2 separate regions of the Homo sapiens genome follow, and region 1 is linked to region 2. Evidence: chromatin contacts called from ENCODE Hi-C or POLR2A ChIA-PET data. All regions are on one chromosome and are shown on one strand. The core of a region is the stretch at or near the end of the contact, and the rest is flanking DNA. Distances in the headings are between cores, read along the strand shown.

Region 1 (7,384 bases), core at 4,885-7,384, 93 kb after region 2:
AGAGAGCACCCTAGGAAACCCAAAGCAGGAGACCATAGAAGAGGGACTGCAAGGTTGGGGTTATCCACAGTCACAGGGAAGAACCACCCTGCCCAGGCCAGAAGCCTAGTAGAGGCCCCTGTAAGCACATTTCCCCAAAGGTCTCAACACAGGGGCCAGAGCTCTCAACACACTGCTCTTCCCCAGCTGCTTCTCCCCAAAGCTTCGGGTCCCCAGGATCAGCCAGAGGCAGGGCGAAGAGCAAGTGACATCCTGACCCCTCGCCACTGTAAGCACTGTCCTTGGGCCCACATGGAGAAGTATCTCTCCTTCCCTACCCTCAAGGCTTCCCTTACCAGGGGTTTGCAAAAGGTGTTAGCCAAATGCCTGGATAACCATCGACCCCTACCCACCAAATCTAGTCAGTAGAGAAAAGGCTGGTAATACTAGCACTTGGTATGCCAAGACCTGAAGCCAAACCAGGGGGAAGGTGGGGATGTGGAGACAAGAAATGGAAATTCTAATAAACTAGCTGAATTAGATAAATCCCATTCATGTCTTCTTTGGAATCTAGGGTACTGAAAATGTCAATTCCCAATTCTGCTACAGCCATAGCCCCTCAGTTTCAAGTCCCAGTAGAGCACTCAGGATTCTGCAGGCTTAACTCTTTTGTGGATCTTCACAGATGATCACATCTGGAGTCCACACATCCCTACTCTATAGGGTGAGGCTACAGGGCCAGGTCAGCATAGCCCAAAGCCGCCCTTGAGAGGGAACGACTTCACAGCATGTGAACAAAAAACTACATCCATTCACACGAGCACAGGTCATCTGAGTCTAGGCAACTGTGCTTTGTCCTGGGTATTGTTCTCTTCTTCATCCACTTGACCTGTAAGTTCTCCACGTATCTTTCTGACCATTTCTTCTCAGCCCTCTGCTCTTTTCTCTCCCTGGGTCAGCTCATCCATCTCCAAGGCCATGAAAACAAGTGTCTTTTAATACGTCTAGTAACCGTCTGGATTTCTATAATCACCGGGTCATATCCTCTACCCATTTTCTAATGCACTATTTGTTGGACATTGTATTAGTCAATGTATTACAGTTTTCTACTGCTGCTGTAACAAATTACCACAAAACAAATTTATTTTGTCAGAAGTCTGACACGGAGCCTGGGTGCAGTGGCTCACATCTGTAATCCCAACACTTTGGGAGGCTGAGATGGGCTGATAGCATGAGCCCAGAAGTTTGAGACCAGCCTGGGCAACATGACAAAACCCTGTCTCTACAAAAAAAAAAAAACAAAAAAACCACAAAAATTAGCTGGGCATGGTGGTGCATGCCTATAGTCCCAGCTACTGGGCAAGGTGAGGTGGGAGGATCACCTGAACCAGAGAGGTCAAGGCTACAGTGAGCCACTGCACCACTACATGCCAGCCTGGGCAAAAGAGACCCTGTCTCCTCCCCGCAAAAAAAGTCTGACACATGTCTCACAGGGCTAAAATCAAGGGGTTGGCAGGCCTACATCCTTTTCTCTAGGCTCTGGGTAGGATTCACTCCTTGCCTTTCCCAGTTTCTAGAGGCTGCCCACATTCCTTGGTTACTGACCCCCTTCTTCTATCTTTAAAGCTAGCAAAGGCAAGTCAAGTTCTTCTCACATTGTATCACTCTGACCTCTTCTGCCTCCCTCTTCCACTTTTTTTTTTTTTTTTTTTTTTGAGATGGAGTCTCGCTCTGTCTCCCAGGCTGGAGTGCAGTGGCACGAACTCGGCTCACTGCAAGCTCCGCCTCCCAGGTTTTATGCCGTTCTCCTGCCTCAGCCTCCCGAGTAGCTGGGACTACAGGTGTGCACCACCTACGCCGGGCTAATTTTTTTGTATTTTTAGTAGAGACAGGGTTTCACCATGTTAGCCAGGATGGTCTCGAACTCCTAACCTCGTGATCCGCCCGCCTTGGCCTCCCAAAGTGCTGGGATTACAGGCGTGAGCCATTTTTTTTTTTTTTTTTTTTGAGACAGAGTTTCACTCTTATCACCCACGCTGGAGTGCAATGGCACAATCTCGGCTCACTGCAACCTCTGCCTCCTGTGTTCAAGTGATTCTCCTGCCTCAGCCTCCTGAGTAGCTTGGATTACAGGCATGCGCCACCACGCCTGGCTAATTTTGTATTTTTAATAGAGATGGAGTTTCTCCATGTTGGTCAGGCTGGTCTCAAACTCCTGACCTCAAGTGATCCACCCGCCTCGGCCTCCCAAAAAGTGCTGGGATTACAGACATGAACCACTGCGCCCGACCCTACCTCTTCCACTTTTAAGGACCCTTATGATTACACTGGACAAAGCTGAATAATCCAGGACACCCTTCCAATTTAAAGTCAGTTGATAGCCAGGCGCAGCAGTGGCTCATGCCTTAACAGTCCCAGCATTTCAGGAGGCCAGGGCAGCTGGATCGTTTGCGGCCAGGAGTTCAAGACCAGTCTGGCCAATATGGCAAAACCCCATCTCTACTAAAAATACAAAAATTAGCCTGGCATGGTATGTGTGCCTGTAATCCCAGCTACTCCGGAGGTTGAGGCAGGAGAATCGCTTGAACCCAGGAGGCGGAGGTTGCCAAGATCATGTCACTGCACTCCAGCCTTGACGACAGAGCAAGACCCTGTCTCTAAATAAATAAATGAAGTCAGTTGATTAGCAACCTTAATTCCACCTGGAACCTTAATGCCCCTTTTTCCATGTGAAATAATATATACATAGGTTCCAAGGATTACGACGTGGGCATCTTGAGGGCCATGATCCTGCCTACAGAGATAGTGACCCAAACTATTATGTATGTTCCAAATATTTTCTTCCAATTTGTATCTTATTGGCTAATTTTATGGTGACTTCTATTGTATCAAAGAAAAATTTTTTTATGTAGTTAAATCTACCAACACTTTACTTCATGACTTCTAAAACATTTTCTCCTGGCACTTTGATAATTTTGCATATTTATGTTTTAGATTACCGATTTTTATGGTATGAGGTGATAATCTAACCTTCCCCAAAATCATGTCCAATTTACCAATACCATTTTTTAAAAATAGAATGTCTTGAGCCCATTCCATTAAATATGGTGTATTGTAAAAACATGAGTCATTTCTAAGCATCTCTAGGCTTCAGGTCCCCATATTCAACAGCATACCAGACATTATCTCATATTTGACTTGTCCAAAAACGTATTTTCCCTTTAACTTTTTCCTCCAACACGCCCATTCCTATCAAAATGCATGACATCCACCTAAATACTTAAGCTTTGACTCTTCCTTCCTCCCTGATCTAAGCCATCACCAAATCTTGTCAGCCAGGCTCAGTGGCTCATGCGTGTAATCCCAGCACTTTGGCAGGCCGAGGTAGGAGGATCATTTGAGGTCAGGAGATCGATACCAGCCTGGGTGGTACCCCATCTCTACTAAAAACACAAAAATTAGCCGGGTGTGGTGGTGTGCACCTGTAATCCCAGCTACTTGGGAGGCTGAGGCAGAAGAATTGTTTGAACCAGGAGGCGGAGGTTGCAGTGAGCTGAGATCATGCCACTGCACTCCAGCCTGGGCAATAGAGCAAGACTCCATCTCAAAAAAACAAAACAAAACAAAACAAAACTTGTCAATTATACCTATGAAATGTATTTCAAATCCATCTTCCCCTCTCCATTTCCACCATCACTATTGTCTTAGTCATTATTTCTCACTAAATTGGTTGCTCTATTCCTTCTAATCCATCCTGCACATGGCTACAATTCTCTGGAGATCAACTGCCCCGATCTCTTCAACAAGTGTCATAAAAGTTTGAGTAAAAGGCTAGGGGTGGTGGTACATACTTATAAGCCCAGCTACTTGGGAGGCTGAGGCAGGAGAATCCCTTGAGCCCAGGATGTAGTGTGCCATGACGATTGGGAACCGAATGATGCTAAGTTTGGCATCAATAATGGTGACCTTCCAGAAGTGGGGGACCACCAGTGCCTAAGAAGGGGTGAACTGGCCCAGGTGGGAAACACAGCAGATAAAATTCCTGCACAGATCAGTAGCGATATAGCACCCGTAAATAGCCACTACACTCTTAGCCTGAGCAACAGAACGAAACCCTGTCTCTTATTTTTCAAAGTTTGAATAAAGGAATCTAACAGATGCCAACTTGTGGACCTAGGTTAGATATTGGTTTGGTCCAAATAGCTGTGAATGATATTTGGGTCGCTTGGGGGAAACTCCGAATATGGTATGGGTATCTAGTTTGGTTCTTGACCTCTAGAATTTTGCTTTTAGGGACAGGGTCATGCTCTGTCACCCAGGCTAGGGTGCAGTGGTGTAATCACAGCTCACTGCAGCCTCTAACTCCTGGGCTTAAGTGATCCTCCTGCCTCAGCCTCCTGAGTAGCTAGGACTACAGCTGTGTACCACCATGCCCAGCAAACTTTTTTTTTTATTTTTTGTAGAAATGAGGACTCACTCTTGTTGCCCAGACTGGTCTCAAACTCCCGGCCTCAACCAATCCTCCTGTCTCGACCTCTCAAAGTGCTGGGATTATAGGCATGAGCCACCATCACCACGCTCAACCAAGAACATTTACATAAAGGGAAAGGTAAAGATACTGACCAAGGCCGGGCACGGTGGCTCACATCTGTAATCCCAGCACTTTGGGAGGCCGAGGCGGTGGTGGATCACGAGGTCAGCAGATCGAGACCATCCTGGCTAACATGGTGAAACCCTGTCTCTACCAAAAATACAAAAAAATTAGCCGGGCTTGGTGGTGGGTGCCTGTAGTCCCAGCTACTAGGGAGGCTGAGGCAGGAGAATGGCGTGAACCCAAGAGGTGGAGCTTGCAGTGAGCCGAGATCTCACCACTGGACTCTAGCCTGGGCAACACAGCAAGACTCCATCTCAAAAAAAAAAAAAAAAAAGATACTGACCAAAACGAAAAAGTTATAATGCAGTATGATCTCAATTTGGGTTTAAAAATACCACATGTATAGACACGTACACATACACAAAAAAGATCCAGAAACATATGCACTAAAGTTATTAAAACAGTGATGACCTCTGGTTATTGGAAATATTTTTTTAATTTTGCTTATATTTTTACCAATTTCTTTCTTAGACAGGGTCTCATTCTGTCACCCAGGCTGAAGTGCAGTGGTAAGATCACTGTTCACTGTGGCCTCTACCTCCTGAGCTCAAGTGATCTTCCTACCTCAGCCTCCCAAGTAGCTAGGACTACCAGCACACACAACCATACCCAGCTAATTTTTGTATTTTTTGTAGAGATGAGGTCTTACCAAGTTGCCCAGTCTGGTCTCAAACTCCCAAGCTAAAGCGATCTGCTTGCCTTGGCCTCCCAAAATGCTGGGATTACCAGTGTGAGCCACCACGCCCTGGCCTATTTTTCTAAATTTCTACAATGCACATTACTGCTTCTATAAAAATAAAAGGTTATTTAATGTAAAGTGTCTACGCATAACCACGTACATGTGATTGACAATATTGTACTGTACACTTGGAAACCGTTGGATGAATTATTTGGATTTTTTTTTTTTTGCCACAAGAAATAAATTGAATTATTTAACGCTGAAGCCTATGTCACTTTCTTGCCTGAATCCTCCAGATGACCCACACCTGTAAGAAAGTTCAGTCCTGGCATTTGAGGGTCTTCACAACATGGTTCCTGATCTCTCCAAATTTACCCCAGGACTCTTGTTGCTAGTCTAACTTTAAGCTTTATGAGCAAGTGCTGTACTTTCTGACCTGTGCCTCAAACTGTTCTCCTCCACTTCTCCACATCAAGTTTCCCACCTTCCTTTAAGGCCTAGAAACCGTATTTTACATGGCATTGCCTTCCTTGCAGCCCCATTAACACTGTGTGCCTTGTTGATAGCTTCTGTTTCCTGATAGTAAGGCTTTAACATGAGGTTCTCTGAGGTCAAGCTCAAATTCTCAATCCAGTGCTCTTTCCACTCTATCATATTCCCTCTACTCTGTATATTTGGTTGAGAATCAGCCAGTCAGAAGGTACATGCTGCTTCCTTGATTCCTCTCACTAGTGTCACTGTTCTGTTCCAAAGCTTTATTTAGCTCAAACCTGTCAACAGGGTCTGAGTCCAAAACTCACCACCTGCTGGCCAAGGGTGGAACTAAAGGTACTTTTCCCTCTCCCACTACTATGGTCTCCAAAGACAATGCAATTCTGAATTTCCATTTTACATGGGAACGTGAGTTCACACTTATCTGAGTAGCTTTATAAAAAAAAAAATCCAAATCCTATATTAAGTATTTTAAAGCTCCTAGTGGGTTGTGGGGCTGAGCAAGGGTTAGCAAACCATTTGACACTTGCCACAGTTCAGCTGAAATGGAAGACCTGCATCCTTCACGGGCATTGTGTCCACTGAACTTTCAGGGGAATTTGTAGGATCAGTACCTTAGATCGATCTATCTAGATATATATAGATAGATCGATTTTTTTTTTTTTTTTTGAGACGGAGTCTCCATCTGTCGCCCAGGCTCACTGCAAGCTCCGCCTCCCGGGTTCATGCCATTCTCCTGCCTCAGCCTCCCGAGTAGCTGGGACTACAGGTGCCTGCCACCACCCAGCTAATTTTTTGTATTTTTAGTGTAGACGGGGTTTCACTGTGTTAGCCAGGATGGTCTCGATCTTCTGACCTCGTGATCCACCCGCCTCAGCCTCCCAAAGTGCTGGGATTACAGACGTGAGCCACCGCGCCTGGCCAAATATAAACATAGTTTAAGACATTAGATATGTTGTTCCATCTTTGTTTTTGCCTCTATGGCATACTGCTGGTCCTCTATTTGATACCACATTCTTGGTCTGAAACCCAACCTCTAATCGCAGTGTTTACCCTATATAAAGTGATCAGCTACGGTAAGATCACATTCCAGTTTCTTTCTAGGTATAATGTGAGGGGAAAGATGGACTGCCTATACAATTTGCCTCTTGGTTTAAGTATGCAGGCTTCCACAGTTTAGAAAGCATTTTTCAATCATTTTGTCAGACTAAGAAACTTGAGGCCCCAAAAGAGCTATCACCTTGTTCACAGCTATACAGGTATAACTGGCAACTCACATGTAGAAGAATGAAACTGGATCCTCATCTCTTACCTTATACAAAAATCAACTCGAGGCCTGGTGCAGCAGCTCATGCCTGAAATCCCAGCACTTTGGGAGGCTGAGGTGGGTGGATCATCTGAGGTCAGGAGTTTGAGACCAGCCTGGCCAACATGGGTGAAACCCCATCTCTACTAAAAATACAAAAATTAGCCAGAGGTGTGGTGGTGCATGCCTGCAATCCCAGCTACTTGGGAGGCTTGAAGCAGGAGAATCACTTGAGCCCGGGAGGCAGAAGTTGCACTGAGCTGAGATGGAGTAC
Region 2 (6,656 bases), core at 2,875-5,374:
CACACACACACACAAAGGATGGAAGGATCAGAAGAACCAAGACGTAGGAAGAGCAGGGACCCACAGCAGCAGTGGGTAGGTCTTTACTTCAGGACACACTGTCACTAATGTACGTACCACAATTCTCAGGCTCTTTGCTTCTGTGTTTGGAGTTTCAAGTTCCTGAGTGAGTATAATTGCACCAACTTTGGTTGGGTGTCTACCTCTGGATCAATTAGCGGCAGCCAAGGGATGAATGCCCTAAATCTGAGAAGGCCACTGGGGCTTTGTCCTTGTGCACTGAAGCCATTCACAACAAAGGGGGAATTGTGTGCTAGGCAGTGGCCCCAAGAGATGTGTATTGCAAGCAAAAAGGTTGCACAGATTCTCTTCTACATGAGCTCACCATCAGAATATGAGGACAACAGAGAGTTTGGTGGCATTCTGATTTCCCCCCACAGTCTCTTTAATATCCCAACAGGTTTTTGTCTAAGGCCTAAGAGAAATTAGTCTCATCTTCATGTTTATACTTTTACAATCTGTTTACAGACAAAAGAGCATACACACTCTCATTCAGTCCTTTATCTAAAAGATAATACTCTAAATGCTTAGGATGGTCCTTAAGATGTTACTACTCTGCTCAAAAACTTATAAGGAAAAAAACACATATAGTGCATTGCACTCCAGCCTGCATGACAGAGCAAGACCCTGTCTCAAAAAGCAAAAACAAAAACTTATAGAGGCTCTCTATTATCTACCATATTAAAACATCTAAGAATTTAGTTACTTATCAAATAGCCTTCCCTTCCTTTCCCAACTCCTTTTTTATTACATATTAGTTGAGCATACAATATTCTCTTTAAGTATTATTTTTTAACATAATTTTACACGACAGCACAGCTTCGCTGCTGGAGGTGAAAGATTGTTTCTTGCTATGTTGCCCAGGCTGGTCTCAAACTCCTGGGCTCAAGTGACCCTCTCACCTCGCTCTCATAAAGTGCAAGGATTACAGGTGTGAGCCACCATACCCAGCCAGAACAATATTCTCTACTTTCTAGACATTAACATGGTGGTAACCGTATTTGTCAATCTTATAAGCCCAAAAACTTATGGTCATAAATATCTGAACTCAGACCACCTCAGAATATTTTTGGCATATGTTTGCCATAGCCAAGAATATGCAAAAAAAAAAGAAAAGAAAGTTGAAAACAGTCCCTACCTTGTAAAGACAGTTAAGAGTGGTTGGTACAGGCTAGGGCCAGCCGCAAGTGGCTCACCTGTAATCCCAGCACTTTGGGAAGTCGAGGCAGGGAGATCACCTGAGATCAGGAGTTCAAGACCAGCCTGGCCAACATGGCGAAACCCCGTCTCTACCAAAAATCCAAAAATTAGCCAGGTGTGGTGGCACATGCCTGTAATCCTAGCTATTCGGGAGGCTGAAGCAGGAGAATCGCTTGAACCTGGGAGGCGGAGGTTGCAGTGAGCCGAGATCAAGCCACTGCACTCCAGCCTGGGCAACAGAATGAGACTCTGTCTCAAAAAAAAGAGTGGTACAGGCTGCTCTCTAGCAACCCTTTCACCTTGTCAGAGTCCCAGCTGCCCCCAGACCAACCTTATTCAATCCCACCTTGCTTTTTCTTTTGCTATTCCTTTGACCTTGAAAATCTTATCTTGTGCATAATTCTGTGTCCTCCACTTGCATAAACTACCTCCAAAAAGTTTGCACTTTCTAACCTCTCCATTCTCTGAACAATAACGTAGTAAAAGCTGTCTCTCCTCAACATGAGAAAAACTGCATGTAATTAAAAAATGAAATTGATAAATTTTGATATGACTTTTAATGTTTTAATACCAACAATAATTTAAATGGTCATTATGCATTCCTTAACCCAAGTACCTCCCTTCATAAAGTAATCTGTCTCTCCCACCTTGGAACTTCCATTGTATTTCATTCCTCTATTGCGCACACTGATTTTCTCTTTTGTATTATGATTATGGTTCTCTGTCAATGCTTGTCCTCTATGAGATTATAGTTCTTTGAGGGAAAGTACTGTGTCTTACTCTTATTTGCACCCTTTCTAGTTCTCAGCACAATGCCTGGCATTGTACAGATACACAATGTACTTTTGTGTGTGTGTGTGACGGAGTTTCGCTCTGTCACCCAGGCTGGAATGCAGTGGTGCGATCTTGGCTCACTGCAACCTCTGCCTCCTGGATTCAAGAGATTCTCCTGCCTCAGCCTCCCGAGTAGCTGGGACCACAGGCGCGTGCCACTGCACCTGGCTAATTGTTGTGTTTTTAGTAGAGGTGGGGTTTCACTATGTTGGCCAGGCTGGTCTCGACCTCAGGTGACTCACCTGCCTCGGCCTCCCAAAGTGCTGGAATTACAGGCGTGAGCCACCACGCCTGGCCACAATATAAATTTTTTTGAATGAAGGAAGGAATTAACCGACAGAGATTTATATGATGATGTTACAACCTCCTTTTCCATATAAGCCCATCAGACAGCCTAGAAATAAAACACTTACTAAAAACAGTTCAGAGAAGTCTATCTGTGAAACTGTCGGTATGATGTAATTCTAAAGAAAGTTAGGGGGGGACCCCCAGACTATATGGAAGGCTCAGTCTGCTTTTTAGTGCTAGTTTCACAACAAGCAAAATAACCATAGTGTCTCTTGAGAAATAAGCACTAATTTTAGAACTAATAAGTACTAATTTTAGAACTCCATATATTAATGGTTTATAGCCTCTCCTTTCTCAGTGGCAGGACTGAGAAATAGGAGCTTGCGGTATGAAATCAGAATACCTGAATTTCAGTCTCACCTCCATCACATATTAGCCATGTGACCTTGGGCGAGTTGTTTAACCTCTCTTTGCCTCAGTTTCATCACTGGCAAAATGTCGAAACTAACAGTAGACTCCCTCAAAGGGATGGTGTGAAAATTAATGACAACATATTTAAACCATTTAGAATAGTACCTGGCACTTCGTGTTTTAAAGTGATAGAAATATACCATACTTGCCTTATATCCTCTATTGGTAAATTCCATGTTAAGGGCAAAATTTCTTTTTTATATCGCACCAGGGTACCTAGCACAGTATGTAACAAATACTAGACGCTCAAAAAAATGACATGCATTATATTTGAGGTAAATAAATTGAATGCACAAGAAAATAAAGGTATTTTAAAAATGTAAGTGCAATTAATATAAATTAAAGGGCTCTCGACATATCATTTGCATATCTTCAATTTTTCCTTATAATTAGTTGCTGGCTATCTTACGATTTTATCTTTTTCTTGCCCTCTTCAAAGCATGTAGTTTGGTGTAATGCACATTATAGCCCTCAGAATTGCTGGCCTTCTGACAAGCTAGCTGTTTGGATATTGTGAGGGATGAGGTTGCTGCAGCAAAAAGTGGGTTACACGACAGCACAGCCTCGCTGCTGGAGATGAAAAACCAATAATCCCAGAAAACAGCGCATAGGGTAGGCTGGGCCAGCCGAGGATTATGTGAAGGTTCGTTGGGACCCTCCGGAGGCCAGTGGGGTACTGCAAAGGTGAGTGCCCCAGTGCCAGGGGTCGTGAGCCCGGAGCCCTGCGGGGGACGGCTGGTAGGCCCTGCTGGATGAGTCATTCTCCCCACCCCGGGCACGTGCTGGTGGCGGCATCCACCCGGACCCCGCCTTCCCCCCACCCAACCCCCGGCGCGGAACGCGAGCGGTGAGCGGCCCCAGCGCCCCCAAGGCGCCCCCTCCGGGCCGCCTCCTCCGGGCGGGCACTGTCCTTGCCGCAGTCGGCCGCTGGCGCAGTCCCCGCGCCGCAGTGCCGGGCGCTCGTGGGGGGCGCCCACGGGCACCTGGGCCGTCTGCTCATCGGAGCCGTCCGCCGTCCTCCCGCATTCCCACGGCGCCCCACGCCCGCGCGCCCGTCGCCGGTCACCCGCCGCCCGCGGAGCCGCGAGGGCGTCTCCTGGAGGCGCAAGAGGACTGGGCGGGGCGGGGCGCGCCCACCGGCCGGCCCAGGGCACCTCGCGCGGGTGCACACGCCGCAGCCCCCCGGGGCGGGTGGGTGTGCTCCGGCCGCGCGCGCCGCCGCCGCCGCCGCCGCCGCCGCCGCCTCCTCAGCCTGCCGCTCCGCCCGCGCCGCCTGCTGCCGGCGCTCGGCCCAGCACGCCGGCTCTCGGGCTGCCGTGGGCTGCGCGGGGCCCGCGGTGTGTAGAGTCCGCCGCCCCGGAGCCGCGTCCCGCACCCGGACGGTCCCGGTAAGCGGGGGCGGGGGCGGCGGGGACCGGGCCGTCACCTGAGGGGCGGGTCTGCGGCCGCGGACAGTCCTCCGGGACTCTGAGGTGCTTGTGTGGGAGCCGCCTCCAAGGTGGCCCCCCTGTGTCATTGGATGAACCCCAAGTAGCTGCTGCCTCTACGCCTTGGGGGAGTCCCTGAGGTGCTGTGGGGAGCCGCCCCCATAAAGACCCCCTGTGGGAATGGACTCCCGCGGCGCTGTCTGCATTTGCTGCCATAGGGAGCCCCAGCGTGGAGGGGACTGGCCCCAGAGAGCCCTTCTGTGTCACTGTGGGAGCAGGCACAAGGGTGGTCTCTGGAGCTGGCTCAATGGAAGACCACCTGGGAACATAGGGGAGCCGCAGGAACCTCGAGGTGGTGGAGCCCCCAGAGGGCTCCCTAGAAAAGGAGGACCTGAGACTGTGCCCTAGAACTGTGGGAAGCAACCTCTGACTGGGGAGGGGGATCCTCCCATGGGATCCATGAGTGACTTCCCACGGCTCCAAGGACTTTGGCCTCCACCGGGATCCCTGTAGGGTTCCATGTGCCCTTACTTGTATCCCCACACCGTGGCCCAGAGGTGGGGGCCTTCTAGGGCTGCAGCCTCTTTCCATTCCTCCTCTTTCCCCATTCGGATTTTTCTTCTCCATGGTAGCCCAGTTGCTCCACGCTGCATTTTAGTGGAGACAGAAACTGCTGCGAGAGCACAGGGCCCTAAGCCGAGGATGAGGACCAGTGAGGCCTCTAAAGCAAAGATAGGAGATTTGAGCCCCTAGGTTTGACCGTGCGGAAGGAAGCAGTAAGATCAGGTGGAATAACTGACTTTGGCAGGTCCTGGAGGGAAAGGCCTTTGAAGGAAGGAATAAAGGATGTATGGGATTGTTGAGCACCAGTACGCTAGGCAGTATACTAGGTATGTTTAAACATCTCATATAACTCTTACAACAGCTTTGTGAAATTATCCCCTTTTAAACATTGAGACTCAGAGAGGTTTAGCAATTTGCCCAAGGTCACAAAGCTGATGAAAAACATAATCATAAAATGTTTTTCAAATTTTATTTGGGAAAAAGTACTAAGGAGCAGCAGAAGAAAGAATAGATATTTGTTAATAAGTTGCATTAAGGTGCCTGCCGAGCATAGGGTTTTGCAGTGGTACAAGCTCAGTAAATGTGATGATTAAATAAGTGGATGAGGACAGTTTAACTGGCCATGAGATTGCTGCAGGAACTGATTTCCACAGAATCCCCAGATTTCAGGGTGTGGCTTCCTTCACTGGCAGTCCCACTGTCATGATGCCTTGGGGTGGCTCTGGACCTAATTGAGGCCTCTGGGTGTGGTTTTTGACAGGGCTTTCTCTGGGGATCTAGGGGGACCCTTCTGCGGATGGAGTGTCCCAAGACCACCCTACCTGCTACCGAATACTCGAAGGAGAGAAAGGAGAGACAGGATCACTTTTAGGAAGCACGATCCACACTGTCCTTGTGACCCTCTGACTACATGCACCGGTGGACAATGGTCCACAGATAGCACTCAGGACACTTTTGCCCAAGAGTGCCTCTGCATGAGGAGGAGGAGGACAGGAAAGGTGCAGAGCCAAGGAAGGCTCACTGGGAGTCTGTTAGGGGGAGCGCAAAGGGTCTGCGCCAGACATAGTGTTGCCTCCTCATCTCGCCCCCTCGTTGTTTTCATTCTAGCTGAATCCCAAGAGTTCAACTTTGAGCTCCAAGGATGGATTCTGGTTTCTTGTCCAAAAACGGAGTGGTGAGAGGGCCAAGCAATGATATTCATTAGAGCCATTCTGGAAGGGTTTTCCTGCTCCCCTTCCCTGCTTTCTTCCACACAGTCAAACCTAGTTAAATCCTCCTTGAACAGAAGTGGCTTCCTTTGGCTCCTGGAATTACATAGTGAGGAGAGAGACCAAGCTAGTGGGAAAACAGAACAACATAGTTTACCAGTTGTTAGATTTTTTTTCTTTTAACTCAGTGATGCTACCTTGCGCGCAACTCAGTGGAGTAAAGCCCGACAAAGGTTTTTGTTGGTTAGGACCTCCCCATTGTAAAGTTGTTTATAATCCCCCTTTCAGTTCAAACCCATCTGATCAGCTTAACAGATCAGAATAAATAGGTAGGCATATATTTAAAGAAAGTCAGAAGGACCAAACCTGAAGATATGATCTTTGTTCCAGATCATTGATTTGTCATTGAGGTTTTATTCCTAAATTGGTCTTTTGTTGAGGGTGCTTATTATCACACCCACTCATGACCCTGGAAAAATCACTAAATGGATCCAGGCTCTCCCCTAATCTTGGACCTTGGATATCAGCTTCCCCATGTCCAGCATTGGGTAAAATTAAGATTTCAAAAATCCTAAGAATACAGCCTAACTCTCCCTAGTCACAG

Evidence for each region. A loop is a pair of places that touch in the nucleus more often than their neighbours do. ChIA-PET counts read pairs that join two places held with the same protein, here RNA polymerase II (POLR2A). Pooled maps may share reads with other maps.
Region 1: a pooled map shows a loop between it and region 2 (2.4-fold over the local background). The contact joins the enhancer-like site here to the promoter of PHF24 in region 2. A Hi-C loop is called at or near these places in 3 of 50 pooled maps. POLR2A ChIA-PET finds 5 or more read pairs at or near these places in 4 of 52 experiments (H1, K562, T-cell and 1 more).

What each region holds. Positions count from the first base shown.
Region 1 is chr9:35,045,462-35,052,845 of GRCh38, forward strand. It overlaps SPATA31G1 (SPATA31 subfamily G member 1), which reads left to right. Exons shown (of 2, transcript NM_203299.4): 2 at 1-525. The coding sequence ends at 408. It also overlaps the pseudogene RN7SL338P. Among named protein-coding and RNA genes, the nearest start is that of SPATA31G1, 6.9 kb to the left of the region's middle. Within about 2 kb of position 6,135, at least 2 of the 41 ENCODE cell types and tissues checked have a DNase peak (open chromatin) inside an H3K27ac peak, as active enhancers do.
Region 2 is chr9:34,954,161-34,960,816 of GRCh38, forward strand. It overlaps PHF24 (PHD finger protein 24), which reads left to right and starts at 4,125. Exons shown (of 8, transcript NM_015297.3): 1 at 4,125-4,241. RefSeq lists an enhancer at 2,684-2,823 and a silencer at 4,173-4,252.